Regions from separate parts of the Homo sapiens genome. Here all the other regions are linked to region 1. Evidence: chromatin loops called from intact Hi-C (ENCODE). Cell type or tissue: chondrocyte. All regions are shown on one strand.

The links. Peaks named below come from ENCODE experiments on the same cell type or tissue, not always from the same donor. Only the 100,000 strongest peaks of a DNase experiment are listed, where the experiment ranks them.
Region 2: a loop joins it to region 1, with 2.1 times the contacts of the local background. A loop is called at or near these places in 4 of 110 quality-filtered maps.
Region 3: it touches region 1 in a loop (2.5-fold over the local background); 4 of 110 quality-filtered maps call a loop at or near these places.

The regions. Positions count from the first base shown.
Region 1 is chr1:185,730,455-185,738,454 of GRCh38, reverse strand. HMCN1 (hemicentin 1) reads right to left here and starts at 4,064. Exons shown (of 107, transcript NM_031935.3): 1 at 3,408-4,064. The coding sequence starts at 3,675. In chondrocyte, CTCF peaks have their summits at 4,241 and 4,450 (motif pointing right); a DNase peak (open chromatin) is centred at 4,004.
Region 2 is chr1:185,793,414-185,801,413 of GRCh38, reverse strand. The region is part of intron 1 of HMCN1 (hemicentin 1); the gene reads right to left. Among named protein-coding and RNA genes, the nearest start is that of HMCN1, 63 kb to the right of the region's middle. RefSeq lists a silencer at 2,630-2,830. In chondrocyte, no CTCF peak of the experiment used is centred here; no DNase peak of the experiment used is centred here.
Region 3 is chr1:186,152,041-186,160,040 of GRCh38, reverse strand. HMCN1 (hemicentin 1) reads right to left here. Exons shown (of 107, transcript NM_031935.3): 96 at 7,170-7,291; 97 at 6,054-6,291. Among named protein-coding and RNA genes, the nearest start is that of PRG4, 140 kb to the left of the region's middle. RefSeq lists a silencer at 6,997-7,197. In chondrocyte, CTCF peaks have their summits at 4,013 and 4,235; no DNase peak of the experiment used is centred here.

The sequences.
Region 1 (8,000 bases):
AATGTTATGCTAAAGTGAAAGAAGCCAGTCATGAAAGACCTTATAGAATATGACTCTACTTGTATAAAAGTCCAGAACAGAAAAATCTATAGAAGCAAAAAAATAGATTAGTGGCTGCTTAGGACTGAGGGGAAGATGATTGGGGTATAGGAGACTGAAAGCTGAAGGGTGCAGGATTTGTTTTTGAGGTAATGAAGATGTTCTACAATGGACTGTGGCAACATTTGCACCTATCTGTGAATATACTGAAAAGCATCAAATTGTACACTTTAAGTGGATGAATTGTATGGTAAGGGGATTACATCTCAATAAAACCATTAAAAATAAATACATTAAGTGTGATTGTGAAAGTGGAAAATCCATCTTAACCACCGTTAACATCAAAATCAAAAGGTTGGCTCGCCTTTCCATGACCCCCGTTCATCTCTGGTACCTCCTCCTACTCTAGACACATGTGCTGCTAGTTCAACACAGCGCTTCTTACATGCACATATTCTGAATGGTCTTATCTCATTTTCAACTTGTTAGACACCCTGCCTCCACTACCTATGTGTTCCATGTGTTTTAAATTTACTCCATCTGCAAATACACACCTTGCCCCAAACTGTAATGCAGGGCTCCAAAGCAATCATCTGCAAATATCTAAAGGTTTATATCAAAAGACATAGAATATATCCCAGAATTCATCCATTATTTCATCTAGCTAAATGCGATAGATGTCAAAGGGCTTATAAACATTCAAGATTATTAATATAATCATATTAAATTCTATACATTATTTCTTTCCATGTTGGTTGTGTCACCCAACCATAGGAATATGTGTTAGGCACTATGAAAACAACCATATGTAAAAGAGTCATTAACTGTCACATTAGAAGAGACCTTAAGAGATATTCACATAGAATTCTCTCAATTTATATAGTTGAGGATACTAAGATTCAGAAAGTAAATATAGTTTTCTAATGTCACTCACTAAGACAGCCAATTCCCATTTAAGGTCCTTCCTGTCATTCCAAGATGCTCCTGCCTGTAATCCCAGCACTTTGGGAGGCCAAGGCAGCACAATCACTTGAGGCCAGGAGTTCAAGACTAGCCCGGGCAACATAGTGGAACCCCTGTCTCTATGAAAAAAATAATTAGTCAGATGTGGCATGTGCCTGTTGTCCCAGCTACTCGGGAGGCTGAAGTGAGAGGACTGCTTGAGCCTAGGAGGTTGAGTCTGCAGTGAGCCATGATAGTGCTACTGCACTCCAGCCTGGGTGCCAGAGTGAGACCCTGTTTCAAAAAAAAAAAAATAAACAACAACAAAAAAACTACAAAGAGGCCAAAAACTCTTAATGATTATACACACACACCTACAGAGGAAAAATATCACACAAATAAAGTACTACAATCTAGTAAAGTGAATACTAAAGTTAACAGTATGTTTAAACTTCAATTTCTCTCTTTATTTTCAAAAATATTTTAAATAGCTTTAGATAACATGAATATTTGGCCACTTCTACTTTGAATCACAATGTAAACAGAATTAATAATTCTGTTGAATTATACACACAATTAAGTTTATGAAACCAATTTAAATTAGTTAACCATTTTCTCATATTACTGGATTCAGAAAAGCTCTAACTTATTCAGTCATCTGTTATTAGCATGTCAAGTTTCCCCAACTTTAAATCATGATTGCTAAACTACAGGAAAGTCAACTACAGCAAAGAGCAAACTCTCCCATTTGGTAACAATTGAAAGGCAGGGCACCACAATACAATTCATTCCAATAAGTTTTCATATCACTTCAAAATATCAGGATAGTCCGGTATCCATGTATAACTTGAGGCAATTTTTGTATTCTGTTTACAGCAATATAATTTCATAAGAGTTCTTTGGTGAAAAGCAAATCGTGGTGTTAGAGAAAAAACAAAATTTCACTTCATTTTTTAGCTAACTTCAGACTCATCCATCTAGAAGAAACATACTCAAGGTATTCCGAAATAACAAAAACCTCAAACTGCATCACAGTTGGCATCTTGACATTTAATACATTGAAAATCACAACATATGAAGTGTCTAAGACAGTAAACACAGTAAATAATCATTCAATTCTTTATTCAAATATAAATAATATTCATGTTTAACCAATGTAGAAATTACAAATATATGTAATTACATATATGTAATGTATGTATGTGTATGTGTGTGTATATATATATTACATATCCCAGAAGAGTAGTACAGATTGTTTTCATCATGTGAAGAGCATGAAAATCCGAGAGTTCTATATATCTTTAAATTTCTCCCAGTGCCATTGTTTAATAGTTAAAACCTGCCATATTTAATACCTACCAATAATTTGAACTTATATACTTTTGCTAAATGCACAGGAAGGAATTTCAGATTGCCGATATCACACTCTCGTTGTGAAGAGGTTGTGTCAAGTTCTTCTAGTGAAGGGAGAATTTCAAAAGCAGGAAAAGTGTGGGAGAACAGTGGGGGAGGACTGTTAAGAAATCACTGCTTCATTTCTTCAACTGGGCAGCAACTTGTGCTAATGAAACTCAGGTGGACATTAGACTGCCAGCCCCAGGGTTTCCCTTGCAAGGCTACCCTCAGCTATGGCAATGGGGGCTCCTATAAGCCTCACAGAGAGGTGCTACTTTAAAGAGAAACTGAAAAAAGTAAATAGGATCATATTACAGTGGAGCTGCTGAAACCTACGGCTTTAGGGCAAAAATGAAGTTATTTCACTTCAACTACCTTTAAAAAGCACAGACATTCCGAATTACAAGCAATTCTACCGCAGGAGACATGGATGTAATGTTTATACCCATCTGTGAACCTATCTAATGATGCCCTGGTGCAAAGATGAATAGATTCAGTTAAGAAATGATTGGTTTCTCTCTTTTCTTTTCATGTCTTCAGTTCCACTAGTAGTTACTACTTACAGGCTTCCTTGTGTCTCACACAACAGGTTTTTTCCCCTCTTAAATGAGAGTTACCCTCAGAGTGTGCTTTCAATCTGGATGTTAGCCCCTAGAGCTTCGCTGCTATAAATTCGTGTCCAAGTCTGCCTTCGTAATTAAACATGCTTTAGTTCTAAAATCTAAGTGAGTTAAGTGATTTTGATGTCGTTGCCCAAGATTTTTGGTTTTGTTTTTCGTAACTCCACATTTCCAGGTTTGAGGACCACAGTACAAGTTCCCTAAACAAGCCATCTCCACCAGGGCTGAGACTTAAGTAGGTATCAATGAGCAAACCCAGACGCCAGCAAGTAATTCTTTGTTACAACTATTTTCAGCTGCACATTTTTTTAAAATGGTTTTGAAACTTCCTGACAAACAATTTCATTCACAGCATGAGAAATAATGTAATCATGAGACATAGCAAAGACAAAGTATAAATATTTCCCTTACCTGGATCATGGAAAGGCACCAACGCAAAGTTGAAAAGAGGTCTTTTAGGTCTTTTCAAAGACGTCTCCAAAATTTTGGAAGCCCCTTCAATCACCTGAACTAAATCATCATACATAGAACCAGTCACATCAAACACAAAAGCCAACGTGGAGGCCCCCTCGGGAATTTCCTCAGCTCTGATCTCTGACTGGGGGCTCGCATCTTGAGCTAGGGAAGAATAAAGAAGAGCAAACAGGAATACTGTATGGACAACTTCCCAGGAAATCATTTTCTTTTTTTTCCCCCTCTTTTTCCCCCTCAGCGCCTAAGCACTGTGCTCAGTCCTCCTCAACAACAGGCAGAGGGTTTCCTCTCAGAGTAACTCATCAGACTCTTGGAATCTCTGAACTAGCAAAAAGTTTGGCGCTGAGAATCAGACGGGGACAAGCACCAAACTCGAATCCCTCCAGGGGTTGGGCAGGGCAGGGATGCGGCAGCTTTTGTCTGGATGCGGCTTCCTCCTGGACTGCTATCTGCCCGCGGGCCCTGGACAGCCTGTGGCGGAGTGCGGGCGGCGCGTCGGGTCCATGCCCCGGGGGCAGCTCTGAGCCTGCGGCGCCGCGGCCCGAATCCCGCTGCCCTCGCCGCCGCCGCTGCTCTCCGCCTGGGCCAGCGACTGAGGTTCCCAACTTTCCACTGTTTGCAGCTCACGAGCGACGAGGGGAAGCCTGGCTCGGCCTCGCCTCCTGATTGGCCAGTTGCCGTCCTCCCTCCTTTGCTCTGGAGGCCCCCCCGGAGGGTGACTTTTCCCTCCACTGATTGTAGGGTCAATTCAGTCCCAGGGAAGCGCTTACGGTGTCAGCTCGGTTCCCACCGGCACCGTTCCTAACCTGCAAAACGCTAGTGTAAACAATGGCTTTCAAGAATGTGTGGCAAAGACCCAAACCGAGGGACACCACACTAGCACAAAGGGAATTTTGTTTTTCTATTGTGTACAACGCGGCTTTAGACACCTCTTTCCTAATTCCCCCCAAAAGTCAAGACGCCCCAGCCCAGCCTCCTGCCTCTCAGCCCACAACTCGGCCCAGCCAGGAGGGGGAGCTGGAAAATTCTCTCAGCTGCGAGGCAGCCACACTATCGCTCTTTGATCTCCTCTGAGACTCTGGACTGCAGGGAAGGAAGGGAGGACAACGCTGAAGGGGCAAGAAGCCCAGGAAGAGGAAAGGGGCTGCTGAGGGAAATGAGAGACAAGAACTAGGTAGTCACTAACTGTAGAGGGGAATGTGAATACAGGATGGAAGCCCCGTAGAAAGGACAAGGAGGAGGGGCGAGAGAGGTGTGGGGAAAGATGAGACATAAAATTCATATTAAAGAGAAAATTGATTTTTTAATTGTATTATCAAGATTCACATTTGCTGAGCAGTTTGAATCCTACGCTCAGCATAGTAAGGCAGAATAATATCCCCGTTTCAGATTTCCTCCCCTGGAACAGTCATGCCTCAGGTCTCAGCCAAAGATCTATTGGAAAGGTGCTCCCCTCTATGGCATTTTCTTGCCAGTCAAGAAGGAAACCTCACCCTGGAAGACATGCCAACGTTTTTCCGTGTTGTGATTGCTATATACGTTATAGTACTAATAACAGAGATAAGAGGATAAGCAAAGAAAGTCTACCATGAACTAAGGATTCTTTATGTCATTTTAATAAAAACGCATTTCCTTCCTGGAAAAGGAGTTGTTGTCCAGATCCCAGCATTTAAAGAGGGGCAAACAGGCATCTTGATCTCTGTTTGGATGTATATTAGACCGCCCACCCAACGGAGATGCAGCCTGAGGAAGAGTTAGCTCCCACCAACCTTTTGTAATCTACAACTGTCTTCTCTTTCAGTCCCAGCGGCTGTGGAACCCGAGTTTATGATACCTATAAGTCATGTCACTTAAAGGAAGCAGACAGGCCATTTGGGCTGAGTGGGAATATGAGAGGAAAGGGGGAAGGTACTTCCTTCTCAAGCAGTATTTAGAGAATGCTATTTGAGTCTCCCATTCCGTTGTTTATTTAAAAAGGATTTCATTCTAAGTCTTAGAGACCTGAGCTATTCCAGGTGCTCAAGGGAGGCCACAGAGCCTAGTGATTAAGAGTTCTGGGTCAGATACCCTGGGTTGAAAGCCCAGCTGTGACATTTAACTGTGTGACCTTCAAGAAGGTTACCAAACTTTTTCAGACCTGTGTTTACTCAGCTGTAAATGGGAATAATGATAGCACCCACCTAATAAGGATTAAATGATCTATAAATGTTCCATGTGCACTTGAAAAGAATGCTGTTGGGTGGAATGTTCTATAAATGTTAATTAGGTCAAGTTGTTTAATAATGTTCCAATCTTCTATATCCTTACTGATTTCTGCCTATTTGTTCTATCAGTTTTTGAGAGTGGTATTGAAATATCTGACGACAATTGTGGATTTGTGTATTTCTTCTTGCAGTTCTATGAGTTTTAGCTTCATGTATTTGAAGCTCTGTGGTTAGTTACATAAGCACATAGGATTATTATGTCCTTTTGACATAATGGACATGAATTGACGCCTTTATCATTATGAAGTTGCCTTCATTGTCCCTGGTAGTATTATTTGTTCCAAAATATACTTTGTCTGATATTAACACTGCAACTTTCTTTTGATTAGTGTTGCATGGTGTATCATTTTCTATCCTTTCACCTTTAACTTATTTTTTTCTTTATATTTAAAGTATATTTTAGGTAGTCACCCTAAAATTGGGTCTTGCTTTTTCATCCAGGCTAATAATCTCTGCCTTTTCATTTGTGCTCTTAGATGTTTTACACTCAATGTGATTATGGATATGGTTGAGTTTAAATCTGCCACCATGCTATGTGTTTTCTATTTCTTCCATCTATTCTTTGTTCCTTTTTTTTTTTTTTGCCTTCTTTTTGAATATTTTATGATTCCATTTTATTTCCATTGCTAGCTTATTAGCTAAAACTCTTTTAGTGGTTGCTTTACAGTTTATAGTATACATCTTTAATTTACCAGCCTTTCTTCATGTAGTGTTATACCACTTCATGTATAAGAACCTTAGATTAGTATACTTCCATTTCTCCCCTCCTGACTTTTTTACTATTTTTGTCATCCATTTTTATTGCATATTACTATATTTTAAATCCCACATTATATTGATTTTTTTGCATAAGGAGTCAGTTATCTTTTAATGAATCTAAATAAGAAAAATGTAGCATATTTACCCAGGTAGTTACCATTTTTTGTGCTGTTCATTTCTTTGTGTAGATCCAGATTCCCATCTGATATCACTTTCCTTCTCACTAAGAGACTTTCTTTAATAATTTCAGTAATGCAGTTCGACTAGAGACAAATTCTTTCACTTTTGTATGTCTGGAAAAGTTTTTATTTCACTTTTGTTTTTCAAAGAGTTTTTTCTTTTTTTTTTTGCTGAGTAAAGAATTCTAGGTAGACAGGTTTTTTGTTTTTCTTTCAGTACTTTCATTTGTCTTCTTGCTTGTATTGTTTCCAATAAAAAGATAATCTCTATCATCTTTGTACTTACTTGTTCTATATAAACCATGTATGTTTTTAAGAGTTTTTTTATTGTTACTGTTTTTGAGCAGTTTGATTATGATGTGCATTGATGTGGCTGCCCTCATATTTCTTGTACTTCTTCCATCTGTTTTCATCAAATTTGGACATTTGGGGCCATTATTTTTTCTGTCTTCAACCTCCTTTCCTTTAGGGGCCCCAATTAACACATATATGAAGCTACTTAAAGTTCTTCCACAGTTCACTGATGCTCTCTTAATTTTAAAAAAATTATTTTTTTCTTTTGTCACTATGCTTCATTTTTTATAGTTTCCATAACTATTTCTTCAAGTTCGTTAACCTTGACTTCTCCCTATTCAATCTGCCAATTGCCTCATCCAATATATTTTTCATCTCAGGCATTGTAGTTTTCAACTCTTGACGTTTAATTTGGATCTTTTTTATGTCTTCCTTTTCTCCTTTTAAGTGTATAAATAGAACACAGTTATAATAACTTCAATGTGTGCATTTGGTCATTTTAATATCTGTGTCAGTTCTGGATCAGTTTCAATTGGTCAGTACTCCTACTTGTTATGGATTGTATTTTCTTGCGTCTTTTCAAGCCTCATAATCCTTGACTACCTATCAGACACTGTGAATTTTAACCTTGTTAGGATAACAAGGATATCTCTGTATTCCTATCAATACGCTAGGACTTTATTCTGGGACAGAATTAAGTTGCTTAGAAACAGTTTGATCCTCTTAGGGCTTTCTTTTAAAAATTGTTAGGTGAAACCAAAGCAGTATTCAGTCTATGGCTAAGTATTTCCACTACTGAGAAAAGGCCCTTCTGTATACTCTGCCCAGTACTCTATGAATCATGGGGTTTTCTAGTCTGACTAGAGATGGTCTGGAATGTGACCCCAGGGTACAGGTATGAGGGGTAGAGGTAATGAAGTAAGGAAGAAAGGATAGCCAATATAAGAGTACATTATCAAGTTGATTGCTTTTAGGTCTTTTATAGCTTCACTACCATCAAGTGGGTGATAGCACTTAAGAATGTATTTAAAATC
Region 2 (8,000 bases), 63 kb before region 1:
AAACTACAAACCTAGAGTACTGAACCGTTAGAACAACCTGCAGTTGTTGGATATCTCATGAAATAAGTGGAAGAAGGATGGATCTAATCATTTGAGCTGCGATTTTTTTCCAGAGCACTTATTTTTCTTAGCACACAAGTGACAATATCTTAGCCCACCGACTTCTTTCTGTTTTGGCACTCATCACTAACATGAATAAATCTGAATTATTGACCAAACCCTAACTATGCAAGTCTTTCATAGTAGCATTATATACTTTTTTTCTTTCAGGAAGTAATTTGTTTTTCTACTCAATTTAACTGAAAACAAATGAAGCACCTCTTGTGTACAGTCGTTATATCAGGTGTTGTGGCACTGTGCTTGTTCATTGTCAAAGTTTTGTTTTGTTTTTAGATGTATCCAAAACATCTCATCTTTTGCTTTGTACAGGTTTTTAAAAGCTGCAAAGATCAGAGTAGAGTAGTGACCCAAGAAGAGTACAAACACTTCTTTAATAAAATTATTAAAAACAGTGGTTTACTTTCTTAGCTGACACATAAATATATTTTTAAATACTTTTATTTTCCACAAATATAAGACAGAAGAAATGCTATCAGACATTCATGTTTCATAGATGGCCAAATATTTTTTTCTATAGTAAGTACACTTATTTTCTCTTTAGCATAACAGTTCATAAATACTAAGACAATTCATAAATTGGGTATGGTTAATTCAAATACTTTAGACACATTTTTAGTGAAAGATCTAATTCACTTGCAAACGAAGTTAAACATGAAATTGAAGTTGTTCCATTTATAATTATTTATAATATTTCCTACCATTTAATAAGTGTTTCCTATGTATTAGGTGCTTATCACTAATCTTCAAAACAACCTGTAAAATAAAATATTATATAAAATATAATTAGTCATATTTACAGAGGGGGAAATTATAGCTTGGAAATGCTAAAGACTAAACAGATGACTGGATGATTTCCAACATATAGTTAAAATAAGGTGATCATGATGAAGGGGTTTGAGATGACTGACTAGGTGTGGCTAGCACTCACCTTTTCCACAGAGAGGAACCAAAATGTAAGTAGATATTCACACTTCAACTAGATCGTCTAAGGGAGAACACTGGAATCCAACAGAGAAGTGAAGGGAAGCACTGAAAGCAAAGAGGGAAGCAATGCAGCCTGCTTGGCTGAGATTACTGGGAGCTAGGGCAAGCTTCTGGACACCAGCAAAGGGTAGGGGAGAGACACCACGATCAAGTGCATGTGAGCTAAGTGGGTCCCACTATCACCTTGTAGGCTGTGGAGCCTGGGCCGCCCCTCTTTCTCCATGTGGGCTCTTTGGCATGGTAGAGGCACCTCTGCTGCACACTAGAACATTGCCCCAGTAGCCTGAGAACTGCCTTCTGACCCCATCAGGGCTGGTACTTGTACCCATCACTGGGGTATCTACATATGGGCGTGCCCAACCCAACCCTATCCAGTTTTGCTCCTGATACCCACCTCAGTGGCAGAACATGGGACAGGGACTCCTGGGAGTTCCATAGCCCCACCCATCACCTGAGACAGCTCAGTATTTCTGGTTAATAAAGGTCAAGCATAAATCCCATTGCACTACCACAGCTGTCTCTCTTGCAAGAGCCACCTACTGGCCAGGAGGTCACCTGCACAGCCCATTATAACATCTGCTGGCATAACTGCATGGTGCTTGGGTGGGAGACAAGTTTTGTGAAACCTCAGCTACCAGCATGCCCCTAAACACCCCAGCTACTCAGCAGGCCCTGAGCTCACTGACCTACCTGCCACTACAACGGGCATTTAAGAAAGCTAGAAAGCTACCACACCAAGGGTATTCATAACCTAGGAAATCATAGAGTCTACACCATTCTTGCACTTTTGCCCCCACTCCCCCCACAATCAGGGCTGGTCCTTGTGTCTGCCATTGGGAGATCTGAGGACAAGTCTTCCTAGTCTAGCTCCAACTAACTTCACCCCCACTCTGGGGCTGAGAGTGGAGTCCAAGCCATTGGGCATCCCACAGACCAGCCCACTGCCTAAGGTACCAGAGAGTTTCCTCCTCTACTGGCCTGGAGGTTGACCTGCACAACTCCATACAAAATCTGCTGACACAAATGCATAGCACTTGGGAACAAGATAAGCCTCTTGAGACTTCCACCAACCCAGCTCTGCAGGAGACTATGAGCCTGCACACATGCAGAGTATATCCCAACTACAACCAGCATTTGAAGAAAGTGACCACACTGAGGCTATCTATAACCAAGGAACTTATACGATACTTTGCCACCAAAAGCACCCTTAGAACCAAGGCCAAAAGACCCTAAACAACATATATTATAGTCACATCCTAAAAAGGAAGAAAAAAGTTGTATCCAAATGAAATTAAATTCCAAAATAAGAAATAGTATATGCATATGATTAGGAACCAAAGACATAATTCTGAAAGTATGAAAAAGTGTTACAACACCCCAAAGGACCACACTAACTCTCTAGTAGTAGGTCCTAATCAAAATAAAATTCTTGTAATATCAGATAAAGAATTCAAAATGTTGATTTTCAAAAAGCTCAATGAGATCCAAGAGAAAGTTGGAAACCAACACAAAGAAATCAAAAGAACAACTTAGAACATGAAGGAAAAATATATCAATGAGATAGATAGATATATTTAAAACCCCAGAACTTCTAGAAATGAAAAATTCATTGAAGGAAATACAAAATACAGTTGAAAGTTTTAACAATAGACTAGAACAAGCAGAAGAAAGAATCTCAGAGTCTGAAGGCAGGTCTTTTGAATTAACCCAGTCAAACAAATATAAAGAAAAAAAGAATTTGTTAAAATGAACAAAGACTTCAAGTAGCATGGGATTATGTAAAATGTTCAAATCTAGGAGTCAGAGGTATTCCTGAGGGAGAAGAAAAACTAGAGTTCGTAAAACCTATCTGAGAAAATAGTTGAGGAAAACTTCCCAAGTCTTGCTAGAGATTTAGACATCCAGATCTAAGAGGCTCAAAGAACTTCAGGAAAATATATTGAAAGAAGTACTTAAGCAAGACATACAATCATCAGCCTAAAGTCAGCAAGAGAAAAGCATCTAATTGCCTATAAAGGAAACTCTATCAGACTAACACTGGACTTCTAAGCAGACACTTTATGAGGTAGAAGAGATTAGGGTCTTATTTCCATAATTCTTAAAGAAAAAAACTGTCCACCATGAATGTTGCATTCTGCTAAACTAGGCTTCACAAATGAAGGAGAAGTAAAGTCTTTCCCAGACGAGTAAATGCTAAAGAAACTCATCACCACCAGACTGGTCCTAGAAGAAATGCACAAAAGAAATCTAAACATTGAAATTAAAGGTCAATACCCACCATTATAAAAAGAACATAAAAGTATAAAACAAGTCTTTTTTTTTTTTTTTTTTTTTTTTTTTTTTTGAGACGGAGTCTCGCTCTGTCGCCCAGGCTGGAGTGCAGTGGCGGGATCTCGGCTCACTGCAAGCTCCGCCTCCCGGGTTCACACCATTCTCCTGCCTCAGCCTCCCAAGTAGCTGGGACTACAGGCGCCCGCCACTACGCCCGGCTAATTTTTTGTATTTTTAGTAGAGACGGGGTTTCACCGTTTTAGCCGGGATGGTCTCGATCTCCTGACCTCGTGATCCGCCCGCCTCGGCCTCCCAAAGTGCTGGGATTACAGGCGTGAGCCACCGCGCCCGGCCAAAACAAGTCTTATAAAGCAATTGCATAAATGAGACTATAAAACAACTAGGTAACAATTAACATTATGACAGGAACAAAACCTTACATATCAATATTAGCTTTGAATCTCAGCACTTTGGAAGGCCAAGGTAGGAGAACTGCTTGAGGCCAGGAGTTCAAGACCAGCCTGGGCAATATAGTGAGACTGCATCTCTACAAAAATAAATTGTTTTTAATTAGCCAGATATGGTAGCACACACCTGTCCCAGCTAATCAGAAAGCTGAGGCAGAAAGACTGCTTAAGCCTAGAGGTTTGAGGTTACATTGATCTGAGATTTGTGCCTCTGTACTATATCCTGGGCAACAGAGCAAGACCCAGTCTCAAAAACAACCAACCAAAAAACAAAGAGACAACTTTTAGAACGGAAGAACATATTTGCAAAGTATGCATCTGACAAAGGACTAATATCCAGAATCTACAAGGAATTCAAACAACTCAGCAGGAAAAAAACAACCCCATTAACAAAAATGAGCAAAGGACATGAACATATATTTTGCAAATGAAGACATACAAATGGCCAACAAACATGAAAAGATGCTTAACATCACCAATCATCAGAGAAATGCAAATTAAAACCACAATGAGATACCATCTTACACCAGTAAGAATGATTATTATTAAAAAGTCAACAAATAACAGATGTTGTCGAGGATGCAGAGAAAAGGAAACATGTATACACTACTGGTGGAAATGTAAAGTAGTACAACCTCTATGGAAAAGAGTATGGGGATTTTTCAAAGAACTAAAAATAGATCTACCGTTTGATCCAGCAATCCCACTTCTGCGTACCTTCCCAAATAAAAAGGAATCATTATATCAAAAGGGTATCTGCACTCGTGTTTATTGCAGCACTATTCACAATAGGAAAGATATGGAGTCAACCTAAGTATACATCAATAGTTGACTAGATAAAGAAAATGCAGTGTGTGTATATATGTATGTGCAGTGTGTGTACATATGTATGTGTAAAGTGTATATATGTGAGTATACACACACACACACACACACACACACACAGACACAAACTCAGCCATAAAAGAAGAATTAAATTATGTCTTTTGTGGCAACATAGATGGAACTGTAGGCCCTTATCATAAGTGAAATAACTCAGAAACAGAAAGTCAGATTCTCACTTATAAGCGGAAGCTAAATAATGTGTACGCATGGACATAGGGAGTGGAATAATAGACACTGGAGACTGAGAAATGTGGGAAGGTGGAACAGGGATAAGGGATGAGAAAATACCTAATGGGTACAATGTACACCAGGGGTCCTCAACACCCAGACCATGGACCCATACCAGTCCGTGGCCTCTTAGGAACTGGGCCACACAGCAGGAGGTGAGCAGCATTACCTCCTGTCATATCAATGAGGGAATTAGATTCTCCTAGGAGCACAAACCCTATCGTGAACTGTGCATGGAAGGGACCTAGGTTGTGCACTCCTTATAAGAATCTAACTAATGCCTAATGTTCTAAGATAGAACAGTTTCATCCTCAAACCACATCCTTTCACTGTCCATGGAAAAACTGTGTTCCACAAACCCAGTCACTGGTGCCAAAAAGTTTGAGGACCGCTGATGTACACTATTCAGGTGATGGTTACGCTAATAGCCCAGGCTTTATCACTACATAAGATATCCGTGTTAACAAAACTTCACTTTACCCCTTAAATCTGTAAAATAAAATTAAAAAAATAATAAGGTAGCATAGCTATAGCAGGCACCATAAGGTTATTCATTTCATTGATCAACAAACTTTTAGCACGTATCTGCTATGTAGTATGTGCTAGACCTTGTGACATAAGAGTGAGCAAGAGAGACATGATACTTGGCCTTCATCATTGAAATTACTTAGTATATTTTATTAAAATCCACTAAGAGGAAGAAATCGGTGTTGCAATTTAAAAGGGAAATCCCAAGACCTTGATTCTTTAACCTGCTGCTTTCTAGCATTCCGGAGGTTAGAAAAGTCTTTTTTATATTCTAGACGTGCTCCTCTTCATGATCTATCAATGTAAACAGAGGTCATGTCTTTTTCTGAGAACTTCAAACAATCAGAAAACATCCCCACACTCAGGACATTCCTATGAGAAGTAGTAAAGTAGAATTTGGCACCCAAACACTCATCACAATTTCTTGAGTTGCATCCTTGGCATGAGGGCACCAAATTTTATGTGTTACTAGAAGGTCATTTCAACAGTCAGAAATTGATGATTTGTAATGCAACCAACTCAACATGCAGCTCTTGGGAAAAAAAGGTTTCTCTTGGGAAGAGAATTTAAAATGACTCTTTATTTTTTTAGGACTCAATGATTATATGAAGTAACAAGATAAAAATGTACATTTCTTGGACAGTTAGGAAACTGAAATATTTGGGTTGGCAACAGAAAGTTACAAGTAAATCAAAGGCACTATAGCTTCCGTCAGCTAGTGGCCAATTACTATGGGAAAGAAATTTCACAAGCTCGACTATGACCACTCCACCTTTAAAACTCTATTAGACACTCAGTTGTAGAACAACTTTTGTGAAAGCCAGTGTGTAGTTCATTTATTTAGGTACTCTTACTTCTTCTTAATGCAACACATACATGCATAGTTCCTTCAATGGAAAACCAAGACTTCTAACTGCTCCCAGAAATAGACAGTGACCTTAACGGGGAAAGTAAACCATTCCAGAACTGATGTAAATATTCCAAAAGTTAAAGTTCTAATCTAAAAATTTCTACCCCAAATATACAGAGAATATATAAATATAGTGGCACTACTTTCATTTTTTTTACAAAAGTCATATTTTGGGAATATTATCACAAGTTTTTTTAAATCAATGTTGTGATGGTTAATACTGAATGTCAACTTGATTGGATTGAAGGATGCAAAGTATTGATCCTAGGTGTGTCTGTGAGGGTGTTACCAAAGGAGATTAATATTTGAGTCAGTGGGCTGGGAAAGGCAGACCCATACTTAATCTGGGTGGGTACCACCTAATCAGCTGCCGGCACAGCTAGAATATAAAGCAGGCAAAAAAAAAAAAAAAAAAAAAATGTGTAAAGACTAAACTGGCTTAGCCTCCCAGCCTACATCTTTCTCCCGTACTGGATGCTTCCTGCCCTTGAACATCAAACTCCAAGTTCTCTTTTTTTTCTTTTTTTTTCTTTTTTTTCTTTTTTGGACTCCAAGTTCTTCAGCTTTGGGACTCAGACTGGCTTCCTTACTCCTCAGCTTGCAGATGGCCTATTGTGAGATCTTGTGATTGTATGAGTTAATACTCCTTAATAAACTCACATATATATATATATATAATCTATCCTCTTAGTTCTGTCCCTCTAGAGAACCCTGACAAATACAAATGTACTGTATACATTCAATAAAACTTAGCTAAATTCATAATTGGGGCCTGAGAGCGTAGCTGCATTACAGACTTGTTAGGATGTTCTTGCTATTTTCAACAAGATTTTTTAAAAGTTTTTTTTTCCTTTTAGAAGGTGAAAAACAAAATGGCAAAAGAATCTATCAAATAGAGATAAAACACTGGACAACTGAAACAAATCGTAACATTTCCCAGAGCTGTGTACTTATCAAGAAGTTTTCCAGAAAACAAGTAACAGCATCGGCAGTGAAAAATTAATGCCATTAAAGTCAGAAATTATTAGCATTTGGAATACATGGGAATAACATATCTAAATCCAGTTAATGCCTCAACTTTCTGATAGTTCTTAGTAAAAATTCAACTCACTGGTTCTGAACTGTGAGTCGTTTTTTAGGTCTTCATATAGTTCATCTGCATATGGCATTCCAGTATTCTCAACTAAGCGGTATGACTTTTACCTCCAAGGGAAGTATATCAGAATCTCCCTGGAGGCATATATTATTTGAAAAATGTCCCCTGAAAACCCTGGGTGACTCTTTAAATGCCTCCCATCTCCTGTTTTAAAAAAATGAATTTAAATATTTGATATCAATTGTCTATTGACATTAATCAGCATTTTAAATCTTAGTTAAAACAATTCAACGATTTAGACACTTCCATATTAAGGTAACTATGATAGGCAGAATAATGGCCTCCCAAAGATGTCCACATCCTAACCCCTAGAACCTATGAATATGTAACTTTATATGGCAAAAGGGACTTTGCCAATATGATTAAATTCAGGATCTTGAGATGAGGAGATTATCCTGGATTATTCAGATGGGACCAAAGTAATCACAAGAGACCTTACAAGAGGGAGGCA
Region 3 (8,000 bases), 420 kb before region 1:
GATTCACAGCCGAATTCTACCAGAGGTACAAGGAGGAACTGGTACCATTCCTTCTGAAACTATTCCAATCAATAGAAAAAGAGGGAATCCTCCCTAACTCATTTTATGAGGCCAGCATCACCCTGATACCAAAGCCAGGCAGAGACACAACCAAAAAAGAGCATTTTAGACCAATATCCTTGATGAACATTGATGCAAAAATCCTCAATAAAATACTGGCAAACCGAATCCAGCAAGCGCATCAAAAAGCTTATCCACCATGATCAAGTGGGCTTCATCCCTGGGATGCAAGGCTGGTTCAATATACGCAAATCAATAAATGTAATCTAGCATATAAACAGAACCAAAGACAAAAACCACATGATTATCTCAATAGATGCAGAAAAGGCCTTTGACAAAATTCAACAACACTTCATGCTAAAAACTCTCAATATGTTAGGTATTAATGGGACGTATCTCAAAATAATAAGAGCTATCTATGACAAACCCACAGCCAATACCATACTGAATGGACAAAAACTGGAAGCATTCCCTTTGAAAACTGGCACAAGACAGGGATGCCCTCTCTCACCACTCCTATTCAACATAGTGTTGGAAGTTCTGGCCAGGGCAATTAGGCAGGAGAAGGAAATAAAGGGCATTCAATTAGGAAAAGAGGAAGTCAAATTGTCCCTGTTTGCAGATGACATGATTGTACATCTAGAAAACCCCATTGTCTCAGCCCAAAATCTTCTTAAGCTGATAAGCAACTTCAGCAAAGTCTCAGGATACAAAATCAATGTACAAAAATCACAAGCACACCAATAACAGACAGAGAGCCAAATCATGAGTGAACTCCCATTCACAATTGCTTCAAAGAGAATAAAATACCTAGGAATCCAACTTACAAGGGATGTGAAGGACCTCTTCAAGGAGAACTACAAACCACTGCTCAATGAAATAAAAGAGGATACAAACAAATGGAAGAACATTCCATGCTCATGGGTAGGAAGAATCAATATTGTGAAAATGGCCATACTGCCCAAGGTAATTTATAGATTCGATGCCATCCCCATCAAGCTACCAATGACTTTCTTCACAGAATTGGAAAAAACTAAAGTTCATATGGAACCAAAAAAGAGCCTGCATTGCCAAGTCAATCCTAAGCCAAAAGAACAAAGCTGGAGGCATCACGCTACCTGACTTCAAACTATACTACAAGGCTACAGTAACCAAAACAGCATGGTACTGGTACCAAAACAGAGATATAGATCAATGGAACAGAACAGAGCCCTCTGAAATAATGCCACATATCTACAACTATCTGATCTTTGACAAACCTCCCAGAAACAAGCAATGGGGAAAGGACTCCCTATTTAATAAATGGTGCTGGAAAAACTGGCTAGCCATATGTAGAAAGCTGAAACTGGATCCCTTCCTTACACCTTATACAAAAATCAATTCAAGATGGATTAAAGACTTAAACGTTAGACCTAAAACCATAAAAACCCTAGAAGAAAACCTAGGCATTACCATTCAGGACATAAGCACAGGCAAGGACTTCATGTCTAAAACACCAAAAGCAATGGCAACAAAAGACAAAATTGACAAATGGGATCTAATTAAGCTAAAGAGCTTCTGCACAGCAAAAGAAACTACCATGAGTGAACAGGCAACCTACAGCATGGGAGAAAATTTTCGCAACCTACTTATCTGACAATGGGCTAATATCCAGAATCTACAATGAACTCAAACAAATTTACAAGAAAAAAACAACCCCATCAAAAAGTGGGCGAAGGACATGAACAGACACTTCTCAAAAGAAGACATTTATGCAGCCAAAAAACACATGAAAAAATGCTCATCATCACTGGCCATCAGAGAAATGCAAATCAAAACCACAATGAGATATCATCTCACACCAGTTAGAATGGCAATCATTAAAAAGTCAGGAAACAACAGGTGCTGGAGAGGATGTGGAGAAATAGGAACACTTTTACACTGTTGGTGGGACTGTAAACTAGTTCAACCATTGTGGAAGTCAGTGTGGCGATTCCTCAGGGATCTAGAACTAGAAATACCATTTGATCCAGCCATCCCATTACTGGGTATATACCCAAAGGACTATAAATGATGCTGCTATAAAGACACATGCACACGTATGTTTATTGCAGCACTATTCACAATAGCAAAGACTTGGAACCAACCCAAATGTCCAACAATGATAGACTGGATTAAGAAAATGTGGCACATATACACCATGGAATACTATGCAGCCATAAACAATGATGAGTTCATGTCCTTTGTAGGGACATGGTTGAAATTGGAAATCATCATTCTCAGTAAACTATCGCAAGAACAAAAAACCAAACACCGCATATTCTCACTCATAGGTGGGAACTGAACAATGAGAACACATGGACACAGGAAGGGGAACATCACACTCTGGGGACTGTTTTGGGGTGGGGGGAGTTAGTGGGTGCAGCGCACCAGCATGTCACATGTATACATATGTAACTAACCTGCACATTGTGCACATGTACCCTAAAATTTAAAGTATAATAAAAAAAAAGTTGCTTAATGTTCCCAAAATAATCATACTAGGATTCAGTATATGTTTGAGTATACAACTACTTCTTTCTGTCCAAAGATTTTCATATTAAAATGTGTAATGTTATTATGAGTTATTTTCCTTTTATTGATTTTCATATTATAAAGTGTGTTACTTTGAATTATGTTACAATTTTTATTTCAAGATAGTAAAAGGCAATAAAAAATATTTGCTTATAATGTATGATAGTAATAGAAACCTTGAAAAGCATAAAATTCTGGTAGTCTTGTCAAATGGAACAAACTACTGCTGAGATTTTGATGTTTTTCCTTCCAGTCAATTTTATGAATACATACTTAGAAATTAAATTTAGGATATACAGACTGATAATTGCCAAGCTTGACTAATTATAAAAATCATTTGAAAATCCTATTAAAAATATAGGTTCCCTTGGTCCCATTTCTACTAGAATTGCTAAGAAAGAGACCTGGGTATCTGTGTTTTTAATGGGTGTAAAGATTTTCTTATAATCACCCACGGGTGTGCAACCCAGGTTTGGCTCATACAGTACTTTTCAGTTATTATTGTCATGAACATTCCCCTTTGTTACTTGTTTACAGTGATGCTGTCAACACCTAGAACAATGTTTAGTACATAGTAGGCACTCAACAAATATTTGTTAAATGAATAAATGAGCTAAATATTTCCTATTTCAGTGATTAAGTTATTATTATATAGCTGTGCCATAACTTACATATTTGTTTCCTACTTTGAGGATATTTAATATTTTTCTATTATAAATAACAGTGGATAAAACTTCCTAAGCATTCATCTTTGGCTATTTCTGTGATTTTCATAGGACAGGCTCCCAAAATGAGATAACTGAAAAGATATGAACATTTGAAAGGCTATTGGAGACACAGTGCCTTCCAGAAATGTTGAACCAATTTATCCCCCTGCCAGCAGTGTGTAAGGGTGTTCACTTCCCCATACCTCTGTAATACTAGGCAGTCGTCACCCTTGTTATAGTCAGAAAATAACTCATTAATTTGCATTTCCTTGCTTACTAATGAGGGTAAACAGTTTCTTCACATTTGTCATTATTTACTCTTTTGTGAATTTCCCTTATGCATTTTTCTACTGAGGGTATTTGCCTCTTTCTGATTTTGAAGCGCCTTTGTATGTATTAAGATTAATCATGGTTGTCAATAACATGTGATGCAAATATTTTTTCTTGGTGCATATTTTACCTTCTCATTTCACTTTTTTTCCTTCCCATGAAGAAGTTGTAAAAAATGTATCTGTAGTTAGTTAAATTTATATATTCCTGCATAATTTCTGATACTCTGATTCATTTGTAAAATATATACTTTATAATTAATTTTAAAAATAAGTTAGATTTTAAAGATATAAAAATATTTTAATGACACTGACTTATGTTAGTGAGTTTTCTCGACCAGTACTTTCCAAAAGCAAGAGTGCAGACCAGATATATTAGAATCATTTAGGGTCTGTGTTAAAAATACAAACTCCCAGACCCTACTGTGGACTTGCTAAACCAAAAATCTTTGTGCCCAGAAATCTGAACTTTCATCAAGCTCTCCAGAAGATTCTAATTTCACTGCAACCATACTTAGCTCTAGTCTAGACAGAACATAATTTGCTAGTTAAGCTACCAGGAATGCAAGCTTGCCCCCTAATGGTTGCTCAAAAACAAATTGCAAGTACACAATTCTTAAAATTGACAAGAACCATGACACATACATCAGATGTGATTCATAGAATCACAGTGTCTAAGGATAGTAAGGGGCCTTAAAGGTCATACAGTGTGTTTCTTTATATTGTGGGACCCAGATCCCCCAACAAACACACTTAAAGACGGTACAAAGATCTTTAAGCAGTTTTAGGCTTGGAAAATGTACACGATTAGGTAGAAAGTGAACATGACTTTTCAGAAATCATTTTAATTCATCTAGTTCCAGATGGTAGAAATTCTCTTATTTGTGCCCAGTTATCTTTTTTTAAATTAGATGGAGTACTGAAAAAAGTAGAAACAGAAGTTAGATTTGAAAAGCAGGCATAATTAGGGAAAGAAAATGTAACTCCTCATTCTGGCAGCTCGTTTCTTTTGTTCAAGTGGCATGGCATGCATGGCAATAGTAAAAGGTAGTGGTGGCAATGGTGTGCGTGGAGGAGATGGGCTATGGGTGTCACTGGCTATGAGACTTCGTGAATCTGTGATTACCTCAAAAAATGTGTGCTTGTACTTCCAGATTACTATGATCTCAAATTTTATGAAGCAGTTCTGATACAAGTTGAAGGAAACAGTCATAAGCATGACTGATGGAAGCAAGAGTAAACACTGAAAATAAATTTTTAGCATATCTGCTAAACATGATAAAATGGTGAAGTTTAAAATTTACTTGGCTCTATTTTAGGAAAGCTGGCACACAGCAAAACACATTGACAAGGTCAATGTGAATCCTTTTAAGTGAACTCATGGGAGCCTAAAGTTCAAAGCTAAAGTCACATAAACATTTAATGTCTAACAGGACTACATGCAAGAATCATCCCAGCATTAAAACCCCACAGAATATGGAATGTTAATTGCCGTGGTGGCTCTTATGACTGAAAAGGGAATCTCAGGAGACAGACACATCAAAGAACCACATAGCATAGATGGACTACTTAGATCAAGGGTTGCAGAACCATGCTTGGAAAATGAAAAGCAGTTAAAAAATTATAACTTCCAGGAACAAGAAATGACAGTTGGAATCCTGATTATTGCTGCACAGTTTTAAAAAGCTGCTTTTAAAATATAGAAATTCTTTTTGACTAGTTTAGGTTAAGACACAGCTTTGTATTATGTTTCAGGAATTTAAAAAATTTCTTGACAAACAAAATTCAAAACAATAACAAATGGACTTTATTATTTGTATTATTTGAATAAAAAGCATTTGGACACATTGTATGTTTTTCTTTGCTTGGAGATGGAGTTTTGCTCTTTGTTGTACAGGCTGGAGTGCAGTGGCGTGATCTCGGCTCACTGCAACCTCTGCCTCCTGGGTTCAAGCAATTCTCCTGCCTCAGCCTCCACAGTAGCTGGGACTACAGGCACCCGCCCCCACGACCGGCTAATTTTTGTATTACCATGTTGGCCAGGCTGGTCTGGAACTCCTGACCTCAGGTGATTCACCTGCCTCGGCCTCCCAAAGTGCTGGGATTACAGGCATGAGCCACCACGCCCCGCCACATTATATGTTTTTAACCCTCTCTGCACATATGGAATAGAACAACAGCAACCCCACTGTGTAGTATGAAGAAGTATATTAGTAAAGTAAATGTACTAGAACTCCAATTGGGTTGGCTTTTCCATAGGGCTTTACTTAACAAAAAGGCATAGACAACACACATGAAAAACCTGATATCATGTTAGATGTAGGCCTCAATGTCCTTATTTTGAATTTTTTTAACCCTTTAGACTGGATGGCATAAAGATATGGATTTTCTTTTATCAAATTACCTTTGGATATTGAAGCATGAATTTTAAAACCCAGTGTCTCTTCTATCTGGTTATAGTCAGATTCCACAGAGGATGCATGAAGTGTTTCAACCAAGAAAGGCATTCTTCCCTGTGCCTGATCATAGAAAACGGTGTGGTTCCATGTGTATGGGATGCTGATGCCATCAATGGTGAACAGCCGGGTTGAGTAGGCGTACAGCTGCCCAGGACCTGTTTGAATGTAGTCCTCTGTGTAATCCTAAGGAGAACAATGTGGATTTGAAGATCAATATGGCTCATACTAATTTTTTTCCCTTAAGGGGACTATGAAATGCAGAATGAGCGGGGAAAAAGGATTAGGAGCTAAAAAACACACATCATGCATGATGGTAAACATTTAATATGTGTTAACTTTTAATCCTAATTTAATACCTATAGCTTTAATACCTTAAAGCTATAAGGTAGCTTTAAATTGCCATAGTTTGCAGACTAGAAAAATAAGTTTGTAGAAATTAAGCAACTTTCTCATCATTACATTGGTACAAAGTGGCGGAATGAGGATCTGAATGTGGATCTGCTTGGCATCAAACACTATGTTCTTTTATTTATTGCCTCCTTCATGAGAAAATGTATAGGGGCTAATAAAACTTGTATAATAATTGTACAGTAGTGTTCAGGAAATAACATAAAGTTTGAACCCTTTAATTATAACATAGTTGTTTCATAATTTTGCTGTCATAAATTTCAGTTTAATAAGAGACTCAAAGTTATAGGTCATGAATAAACAAAGATGTGAAAGGGCGATTGTTATCCTTTAATTTCTGAAATATTTTATGGATGATACACAAAAACGTTTATGCAAGAATTACTATCCTCTTTGTCTAAAGAAAATTAAACAAATGCCTTACATCAAGTATTTGATCTTGGTCCTGATAGGGAGGGTGGTAAAACCATTAAGAGAGTTTGTAAAAACTTGTCCCTGAAGATTTTTAAACAAAGATCAGATAGTTATTTATAGCCTTGGTAGTTTGGACATTTTCCCCCACAGAGTGAACAAGTTATCTGTGCTCATTCTATGGACCTTTCACTCATCATTACTCTAATAAGCAGCAAAGACAAGTTATCCTGGCATTTTACCTTTACAGTGACTTCAGCAGGTGACTGAAGCTGTAGGACATAGCCACTCACAACGATATCTAGCAGCAAAGAACCATCGGAATCCAAGCCCCGGGCAATATGACTCATCTGCAAGATTTCTCCTGGGAATTACAAGACATTCATTTTGACAGCAAAAAAATATGGTTTCTGTAAGCACAGAGCAGATTTACCTTACATACCAGTTCAGCTATGCTTTTTGAGTTCAAACTTGAATAAGTATAGATGATGAGAACTGAAATAGCACTTAACCTCCCAATTAAAGAGTTAGGTTTATTGAATTCAGTTTCTTTTAACATTTCTTTTTATGTAGCAAAAATGTGGCAAACGGTTACACGAATTTCATACTTTAAATTCACAGGCAATAACAAAGCACTCTTATAAAAATGAATTGTCTGTGACTGGCAAAAACCACTAGTCTGGCCACAGTGCTTTGTTCTTTCTGATGCTTCAAAAAGTAACAAAGGACATCTGAGTAAGTGGATGCCCATGAAAAGAACCAATTGTCTTCTCCACTGATTAAATGTTGATTAAAGATAAGCCGTCCTCAAGCCCCTCTTCCTTAAAGGTCACTGCTATTGAGGCTGACCAACTGTGAAGAGGCTTGAAATGGAGCTCTCTAAACATCTGTATGTACATGGAAAGGGTCATGAATAGCTAACCCATACTCCTTAAGACTAGGGATGAGTGAAAAGCCTTTAGGTTTGCTTTGTTTCTATCTTTTTCATAAAGAACTGCTATAAAGTATCCTAATTGGATCTTGGTTTAAAGACAAAGAAGGTCTTTAATTAATAACAGTAACTCATTTTCCTT